2 separate regions of the Homo sapiens genome follow, and region 2 is linked to region 1. A link is a loop called in an ENCODE intact Hi-C map of the cell type or tissue named here. Cell type or tissue: endothelial cell of umbilical vein. All regions are shown on one strand.

What was found. A loop is a pair of places that touch in the nucleus more often than their neighbours do. Peaks named below come from ENCODE experiments on the same cell type or tissue, not always from the same donor. Only the 100,000 strongest peaks of a DNase experiment are listed, where the experiment ranks them.
Region 2: it touches region 1 in a loop (3-fold over the local background); 2 of 110 quality-filtered maps call a loop at or near these places.

What each region holds. Positions count from the first base shown.
Region 1 is chr3:27,429,105-27,434,104 of GRCh38, forward strand. SLC4A7 (solute carrier family 4 member 7) reads right to left here. Exons shown (of 26, transcript NM_001321103.2): 6 at 4,812-5,000; 7 at 2,194-2,565. Among named protein-coding and RNA genes, the nearest start is that of SLC4A7, 53 kb to the right of the region's middle. In endothelial cell of umbilical vein, no CTCF peak of the experiment used is centred here; a DNase peak (open chromatin) is centred at 2,187; H3K27ac peaks cover 462 bases.
Region 2 is chr3:27,358,527-27,363,526 of GRCh38, forward strand. The region is part of intron 1 of NEK10 (NIMA related kinase 10); the gene reads right to left. Among named protein-coding and RNA genes, the nearest start is that of NEK10, 8.4 kb to the right of the region's middle. In endothelial cell of umbilical vein, no CTCF peak of the experiment used is centred here; DNase peaks (open chromatin) are centred at 975 and 1,975; H3K27ac peaks cover 2,244 bases.

The sequences.
Region 1 (5,000 bases):
AAAATACAAAAATTAGCCAGGCGTGGTGGTGCATGCCTGTAGTCCCAGCTACTTGGCAGGCTGAGGCAGGAGAATCACTTGAACCCGGGAGGCGGAGGTTGCAGTAAGCCGAGATCACACCACTGCACTCCAGCCTGGCGACAAAGCGAGACTCTCCATCTCCACAAAAAAAAAAGAGTTATAAACCTTTTCTCCACTAAAAAATAATAATTTTTTGCTAATTTTGCACATACAATTTTTTTTTCCCTAACTACAGGAACTCTGGTCCTGAAAATTTCAAGGTAAATTTGGATTAAAGATAAATAACAGCATGAAACAATGGACAACTAAAATCTATTCCAAAACATAAATCCGAGTCTGTATATGATTCCAGGCAGTCAGTCATTAGAGAACTTCAATCTTCTCAAAGGCAAAATGAGAAAAAGAACACTTGATCCTATCTTTATTTAAAAGACTAAAATGTGGCTGGGCATGGTGGCTCATGCCTGTAATCCCAGCACTTTGGGAGGCCAAGGTGGGTGGATCATTTGAGGTCAGGAGTTCAAGACTAGCCTGGCCAACATGGTGAAACCCCGTCTCTACTAAAAATACAAAAATTATCTGGGTGGTAGTGGCACGCGCCGTAATCCCAGCTACTCAGGAGGCTGAGGCAGGAGAATCACTTGAACCCAGGAGGCGAGGCTGCAGTGAACCAAGATGGCGCCACTGCGCTCCAGTCTAGGCAACAGAGTAAGAACCTGTCTCTCCACCCCACCCGCCCAAGCAAAAAAAAAAAGCCTAAAATGTACTACATTCTTTGGAGAAAAGCATTAAATAGAAAAAAAGGTATGGCTGGGCCTGGTGACTCACACCTATAATCCCAGCATTTTGGGAGGCTACGGCAGGAGGATTGCTTGAGGCCAGGAGTTCAAGACCAGCCTGGGCAACACAGCAAGATACCGTCTCTACAAAAAACTTAGCCAGATGTTGTGGCATGTGCCTGTAGTCTCAGCTACTCAGAATGCTGAGTCAGGAGGATTGCTTGATCCCAGGAGTTCAAGGCTGCAGTGAGCTATGATTGTGGCACTGCAGTGAGCTATGATTGTGGCACTGCACTCCAGCCTGGGTGACAGAGTATGACTCTATCCCTATTTAAGGCACATCACTTCACTATAATTTATTTGTATGTGTTCATTCACCTTATGAGTGAACTGCATGCACACACACACACACACACAAAACCAAGCTACCAAGGCAAGACGCAATCAATGGCCCACACCTGTAATCTCAGCACTCTGGTAGGCCAAGGTGGGTGGATCACTTAAGCCCAGGAGTTCAAGACCAGCCTGGGCAACATGGTGAGACCTGGTCTCTACAAAACACGAAAATTAACCAGGCATGGTGACACGCCCCTGAGTCCCAGTTAACTGGGAAGCTGAGGCAGGAGGATTGCTTGAGTCCAGGAGGTGGAGGTTACAGTGAGCTGAGATCATGCCAGCCTCCAAAGCAAGACCCCGTCTCCAAAAAAAAAAAAAAAAAAAGTTCACCCAGCCTGGCCAGCATGGTGAAAACATGTCTCCACAAAAAAATACAAAAAATTAGCCAGACGTGGTGGCTCAGTCCTGTAGTCCCAGCTACTCAGGAGGCTGAGGCCATGAGAATCACTTGAACCCAGGGAGCAGAGGCTGCAGTGAGCTGAGATCACACCACTGCACTCCAGCCTGGGCAACAGAGTGAGACTCGGTCTAATAAAAATAAATACATAAATAAATATAAAATAAGTTCATGGCAAATTAAAACATTATAAAAAATGACTATGTTTTACTGAAGTGTTCAAATGTCTTGACCTTTAAATCTAAGTGAAACTTTTTAAAAGGGCTTAAATTATGTGTAGTCTTCTTTGTAGTCTTTTTGTAACTCAAATTTTTAATAATCTTACTCTTTTTTATTAGGTTGGTGTAAAAGCAATTGAGTTCTTGCCACTGAAAGTAATTTTTGCCATTGAAAGTAAAGCAAACTTTCAACGGCGAAAACCGCAATTACTTTTGCACCAACCTAACACAATCTATCATAAAGAAAAAAAAACATGCAGAAGTCAAAATAAATTATAAGCATTATCTACATATGCTGCTTAAGCTATGTGCTAAAAGGCATTCCAAGTGCAAGTGACTCAGAGGCAGAAAGCACCACACATGGAGGATTTTGGATAGTTGCCTGGAGTTAAGTCAACATTTTCCTCATTCTTCTGCTCCTCGCCTTTCAGCGCTGCTTCTAAGTCTTCCTCAGGCGGATGAATTACTACTGTGGGAATATCATCACTGGCAGGTGAAACCAGTAGTTCTGGGGCCTGACGCTGACTCTCTTGGGAACTTCTGGAGGTCAGGCGGCTGATGCTAGGGCTAGAAGGAGGACTGTTTTGAGGGGTGGGTACTGGGGTTGTACACCTTGAGCCTGCAGGGGTTCCAGCTCTTGAAGAAGGAAGAAGATGACCAAGAAGAAGAGATAAAGGTGATTCTCCTCTCAAGGAAAGGTTTGAGGCAGACAGACCTGTTCGCAAAGAGTGGCGGGAGGCTGAAAGGCCTTCCCCTGAGATAAAACAAATAAATGAAAAATGATGAAGTCCACTGCAGAAGGCAAATAGAGACATTTAAAAAAAAATCAATTTACACTATAAATTGCATACTTCAAAGGCCCAAAATTTCAAAGTCATGTGATGGTTAGCATGTCAATCGGGTTTTTACATGTTAGAAAGTCACTAAAAAGTTGGTTAAAACTGTAATTAGTTCTCAGAACACATAAAAAAAAATTGTTAATGACAGATGGTGGGGGCAATATCCTGTTAGAAATTAGAATGACCAATAGCATGGCATTTTTAAAAAGGACAATATCAATACAAAGTCACTGCTTAAACAATAAATAGCAAATGAAAATATGTAATACACAATTAATATAACTCAAACCAAAAATAACCAAAACTAATAGCTTATATTTAGCGTATTTTTCCTACATTTTACCAAACAGCTACAGACAATTATCTCTTAGAGAAAAAGTTCATGTTAACATTAAGTAATAATTTCTAACTTAAAACTGGTATTAAATATTTACAATATTAAGTCAGTAAGACACCATCTACAGGTGGTGCTGCTCTGAAGTTTTAAAAAAAGACAAATAACAGAAATTTTTTAAAAAGAGAAACACAATGTCAATTTTAAAGGATACATATTCTTGAGCTCTCTAAAAATATTAATAAATGTCCTAAAGTATGCTTTTCATTTCTGATATGTAGCAGATACATTAAAACAAATACATATAATTTTTTATTTCACTAGCTAAGAATAAAGTACTTCTCACCAACAACAGCAATATAGCAGTAGGTCTAAAATATTTCAAAAGGTCATGCATACTTTTAATTAAACCCCTCATATTTGTACTAAGTGTATCTTAAAAGAATAACATTCTTTATGAAAAACATGCAAATACAATATTCAATTCCATATGGCCTAATCAAAGTTACATGCTCAAGAGGTTTCAGAAATAGTTAAACTATAATCCATTAGGAAACACCATTTAAACAATAAGCTACATGCAGGAAAAACTCAAATTATAACTATATTTCAACAAAAGAACATGCTAAAATGGCATTTAAAAGAAAACAGTCAATGTCTTCTGATGAGCAAATTACAATTGGACAATAGTGAGGAACAACTGCATACGAAGAGTAAAGACTGAATAGGGTCCCTCTGGATAAATGAACTTATTTCACCAAAGGAGAGAATATAAACAACAAATAAAAGACAAAAAAGAGAGTTAAAATGCGCTATACATTGGCTTGTTTTTACATTGCATTTTGGTCCATAAGAGGTATTCTTTTACTCTTAAGATTGCTTAAATACAACATGGCATAATTTTAAATGGATTAAAAAGGGTTTTCATGGCCAAGTGGAAGATAAAAAAGATGATTATTTTCAACTTTAGAAAAACTAGACCCTATCACCTATGCTTGCTTGTTGGTAGAACACTTAAAAGTCATACTATTATTTCAGGGGTAAAAAAGATGAGCAGGCACTGTGCCCCATACTCCACTAGTCCTCACTGTAATCCTCACGAGCTTTGGGTAATAGTAGCAGCTTACAGCAACTACTGGAGGCTACAGTGACTCTCCATAAGCCACTCTGATCCTTTGCACCCGGGTTTTCCAGACTCACTGTCAGAGTTCTCAACCCTACTGATGCATTCCTCTGCTTTACACAGAAGAATAAAGAAAGGCAAAACCTCCAAGTGTCCAGCATTAGGACACCAACAGAGGTAAACGACTGCAAAAACACTGTCTTCCCACATGCCACACAACCTGCCTGTAACCTAAGAATGAGAGTAGAAAGGTGGAATATGTAGACCTGGGTCTGAGCCATTCTCAATGGATTAGAAGACACCAACTAGGTCACCCTTAGTGTAAGACTGGAACAGTCATAAAAGCCTTTCACAAGTTGTACAAATAAAGAGCCGTGAAATCAGCAAACCAATCCAAAAACACTTGTTTATACCAGCAAATCAAGTATGTTCAGGAGAAAAAAAAAATTAGGAAAAATCTAAAATAAAGGTTCAAACCCAAGATTTAGAATTTCAAAAAGGTAATATTAAAAATTATAGATCATAATTTATGCCTCTTTAATTAATTATACAAGAGGCCTTGAAAAGAAACAAAGCAGGAAGGAGAAGTAATTCAGAGGTAGGTATAGTGAGTGTTTAAATATCCCCAAATGTTAATCGTAACATACTGGAAAGCTGTTACAGTAGAAGTGTTAGCAAAAATTGGATGCCACAACTTATCTCACCATTCCTTTCAAGCAAGTGAGGGTCAGAATGTTTCTTGCCTATATCTGCAAAAGATCGAACAAGAGGAATCCGACTGGTGAATCTTTTCTCATTCTGATGATGATGTCTCTTCAGAAGAGCTTCTCTGACATTCTCTCGTATGGACTCGTCTAATTGGCCAGAAGCTATCATGTTGTCTAATACCATAT
Region 2 (5,000 bases), 71 kb before region 1:
TTTGCTCGTGATGTCTTGGTAATTGCTGAGTAAACACATGTGACAGAGAAAGAAACACATGCCATGGCAAAATTACCTGAGTGTAATTAATCTAAATTGTGCAATATTAACCTACTAACTAAATAACATAGGGAGTATTTGTGATATGGTTTTCAGATCTCTACCCAGAAACCCGTTTTTATTCCATGGTTGCCTTAGCTACTCAAAAGATCCTCAGGTGGCCTCATATTTACTAAATATAAAACAGAGTCATTTGAATCATTATGGTAAATCGCCCACAAATCCACAAATATCTTTTTTTTCCTACTAATCACTCAGGTTGCATCTTTGTAAATACTCCATTTTATTTACTACATTTACTAATGGTTAAAAACGGTACTTATAAAGTAATAACAGGCCAGGGAGTGGTGGCTTATGCCTGTAATCCCAACACTTTGGGAGGCCAAGGCAGGCAGATCACCCGAGGTCAGTTCAAGACCAGCCTGACCAACATGGTGAAACACCGTCTCTACTAAAAACACAAAAATTAGCCAGGTGTGGTGGTGCATGCCTGTAGTCCCAGTTACTCAGGAGGCTGAGGCAGGAGAATCACTTGAACCCAGGAGGCAGAGGTTGCAGTGAGCCGAGACCGTGCCACTGCACTCCAGCCTGGACAACAGAATGAAACTCCATTTCAAAAAAAAAAAAAAAATCAATCAATCAATCAAAAATAAAGTAATAACAGTGAAAATACATCAGATTAAAGTTAATTACCATTTTGGCTATGTCAGGTTTATTATTTTGAAAAAAGCACTAAAATAAACTGCAATGAACCCTACCACAAAAGGAAGTTAGAACTTCCTGTACTGACAAGAAGTCTCTGTTTCTTCTGATGAATAATGATTAACCTTTCATTTTAGATGACAAGTTACAGTTCTGTCTGTTTTCAAAGGGACATATTAAAAGAATTTAGAGAACTTTCAGCCCCATAACTAACTAGAAGTACAAAATGGAAAATCATTTCTCTAATTCCTTTACTGTAGATATTTTTCTAAAAATTCCTCTAATAGTGATTCTTTGAGAAAAGTAGTTAAAATAAGATAAAAAGTCACATAGAGCAGCCAGAGATAAGACAAACATGTTAAAATGCACTGGTTAAATGTTTAGTTCTCAGTTTTGATGACTGTAACATGGTGATGACAAATGTCAACATTAAGGGAAGCTGAGTGAAGGGTATATGGGAATTCTGTGCTGTTTTTGCAGTTTCTATGTTACGTCTAAAATTATTTCAAAATACACACTTAAAATGTATTCACCACTTCAGCAGTTTATGTAGTTAAAGTGCTTTGAGAATAAAGAAACAATTTTCTTTTTGCAAAGAATATTTGCACTAAATCTCACAAATATACAGTGCTTGGACTTTTCAAATTATGTATGCTTTAGAAAACTATAAATCCTCCACAGAAAATGTCAAGTTAAATTGGTCAAATTGCTGGAAAATAAACACACACACATTTTCAAAATAAGGTGAGCAAAAAGTTGAGGAAATCCTGTAAGAAACATAACTTGCTAATACCCATTACAGTTTAAAAAGGACATCTGGTTCTCTAGTCTAAACTGTTGTCTTGATTTTATCCCTTATATTACATTGTTATTGTTCTTCAATGGGAACTATATGTGGAGTTAGCAGAAAAGAGACAGCTATGACAAGAATAAACCTCAGAGAACATGCAGTATCAGGACGTCTAACACCCTCCAGGCCCAAGAACAGAATGTAAATGAATGAAGAGAGGTGTAGAGAGTGGTAGAGCTTCGGTCACACATGAGAAGGCACATTCTCCCAAGAGGGATTCAAAAGCACATAAAAAATGAAGCAAAACAAGAAAAGACACTTGCACAAAATAACAAAACAAATGTATAGGTCACCAGTTGCAGACCATGATTCAGCTCCCTTCTACTAGAGGAGGAAATTAAGACCCAGAGAGGAAAAATGTGTCAAAGGCCACACTGCATCTTTAGGAGTGAAGGAGAACAAAGCGCACTTCACCTTCAGGATCTAAATCTTCATGGAAAACTCTAAGGCAGATGGGAAAAAGAGAACTTGTTGATATTGGCCCTTAGCCAAGGGCAGAGGGTGATATAACAACAACTGATGTTTGCATAACTTCACCTCCTGGACCCTGGGGTGCTTGCAAACATCCATTCATTCATCCTGGTTCACTCATGTGAAATATGTAGGTGGTGTGTTTTAATCATCATAGAGTGGTAAACAAAGACACGGTTGGTACAGAATCTCCAAGGGCAGGAGTGTGTCGTCAGCTAAGGACAAGCATTATTATCATGGCCTTGCTCCTGAGTCAGTACATTTGCCACCTTCCTTGCGCAAATAGTCAATACTTTAAGCAATTTTCTATTTTATATGTAAACAAGCACTTGGGGATAAAAAGAACCAAGAATTCTAATAGTATTCTAACCCTCTCCCACTTAATCCTCGAAATAGTTACTGACCACCTGCTATGATGATGGACACTCCTTTAAGTGCTGATTTTCATTTTCCTCTGGCTAATACTGGCCCATGTTGGTCTGAGGGCTGCTCCAAAATTAACTAGAATATGTGACAACAGATACCACTATAACCTCCCTATTTTCTGATTTATTCTCATTCCAACTTATATCTTTTATTGTAAAGGGAAATCTGCAGATATAAATGTAGGTTCTGTGGATCCCCTCCATTGTCATTGCATAATGATATTTGTGGTATGCTATGTCTGTGCCTTGCGTAGCTGCTACAGCATCCAATTCTACTCATCATATGGTTTACAATGTGCCTGTGTTAGAGCAAATGAACCTGAGACTTACATATTAAGCAGCAATATTGAAAAGAGGAAAAAAGGTCCAGATGATGTGAAGGAAGAATTTATATTAACCCGTCAACAAAAATAACTAAAGTAGCACACTAAATTTCTCTTTTCTCATTGACCCCAAATAGAATATGAGTATATTCTATTTCCTGATTTTGTGAGAAACAGAAAGGTGAGAATTATATTTATTCATTACTCCAAGAAATATTTATTGAGTCCCTAGTATATGCCAGGCACTGAGGATACAACACTGAATAAGACATGGTTCATAATGTCTTCCAATAAAATAGTTAACCATCATTGTAATAAGTAATAAAGTAAGTACAGATTCAACCCAAACCCCTAGAACTTTCACAAGTGAAGAGAAGACTGAATCAACAAATTGATGTTCATATGTTTGGTGGCGCTGCAAAAACTAGAAGTACTTTCTGAGCTATAAAATAAAATTGAATTTCATCTAATAACATTTTATTTCAAGTGCATTTTATTATTTACTGTGCTCTGACTGTGCACAAGACCACTGGGCACTACAAAAAAAAAAAATCTCTTTACAATCCAATGTGTGTGGGAAATCATAAATATGTAGGGTAAAGCATATGAAATTGCTGATAATGTCTCTTTGTAAAAGAAGACATTTTTTAATGGTTTAGGCAAATACAATGGATTAAATAAGAACACTAGAAGTGTCAAAAAGCAGAAAAAAATGTCCAAATGAGATTATAAACTGAATGAAATCAGAGGAAAGATTATAGAAAGATTTTGTGAACTGTGAACTTGAAGAAGGTCCAGAAGGATGGGCAGGGGGGTGAACAACGGGCCTGGCCAGTGAACACAGGGATGCAGGCAAGATGCTGAAAGTGGCTTGAGGACACAGTGAGTAGATGAGTTGAGCTGGAGCTAAAGGATCTGGAAGAAGGCAAGTGTTGGGAAAAGGAGTAAGTGGCAGCCTTCAGTCTGCAAGCCAGCTTACGGAACTGCTAATGGCTAAGAAGTTTGGAAGCAATGCTATTCTTGGAAATGTAAAACATCTATATGCAGATCATTCAGCTTATTATCACATTCCATTAATCTTTGGCCAACTCTTTTGGATAAAGAGGAATTGACCTGAGATAATGTTAGAGTGTCCATGGAATTCAAAGAACTGCATTAAGTAGCAGGAACACCAGAGGTAATTATATGAGGCAAGGAGAATGCAAACATATTAGGTGGGCGCAAAAGTAATTGTGGTTTTTGCCATTACTTTCAATGGCAAAAACTGCAATTACTTTTGCGCCAACCTAACACATTCATTCATCCTGTCTCAAATAGTCCCAAATAAGACAGAGTCCTTTGGCATGGACGTCAGAAAAATGACACCTTCCTCTTCCTCACCCCCGTATCTGATATTTGGCTACTAAGTCCTATTTTTCTATTAAATATGACACTTATCTGTCCACCGTCACTGCCAACGCCCTAGTCCAAACTTACATCAGTGCTCACCTGAACTACCATTATCACTTCCTAAATGATCTCCCAACTTCCAATTTCTCCCTCTCCCCAACTACAACAAAAAAATCTATCTCCACACATCAATAAAAGCACTCTTTTTATGGTACATATTTGACCAATTATGCCCTTATATGCTTCCCATTTCTCCTGGGATAAAAAGAAAATTTACCAAGGTCTGAGAGGTGCTGCGTGCAATTGGCGCTCCTGGCCACCCAGCCAGCTGTTACTCACACTTGGTCCTGAACTGCCACCACAGAGTTACTCCTCCTGAATATCCCCAGGCCTTTACTCCTGGACTCAAGGGCCACAGTGGTATGGAAAGGCTGGATGTCGCATCCTTCATGTCTCAACTGAAGTATCCATTCTTTGAGCTGACCTCCTAGACAGGGTCACAACCCTGCCAAGCATTGCCTTGCAGCTTTTGACAAACAGGCTGATTCAGGTCATAATTCAATAAGTACATATTTCCATCTCCATTAGTTTACTGTAAACTAGTCAAGCATATGGAGGACAGCTTTTTGGCTCATTCCCAGTATCTAGCACATACTTTGTAGTTTACAACAAAAGAGGGATTTAATAAATAATTGCTGAATGAATCAATCAATGAACAAATCCCAAGTTAAATGTGATTGGGAAGCTCCAAATATAACTGGAATATCATGATGTAGATAT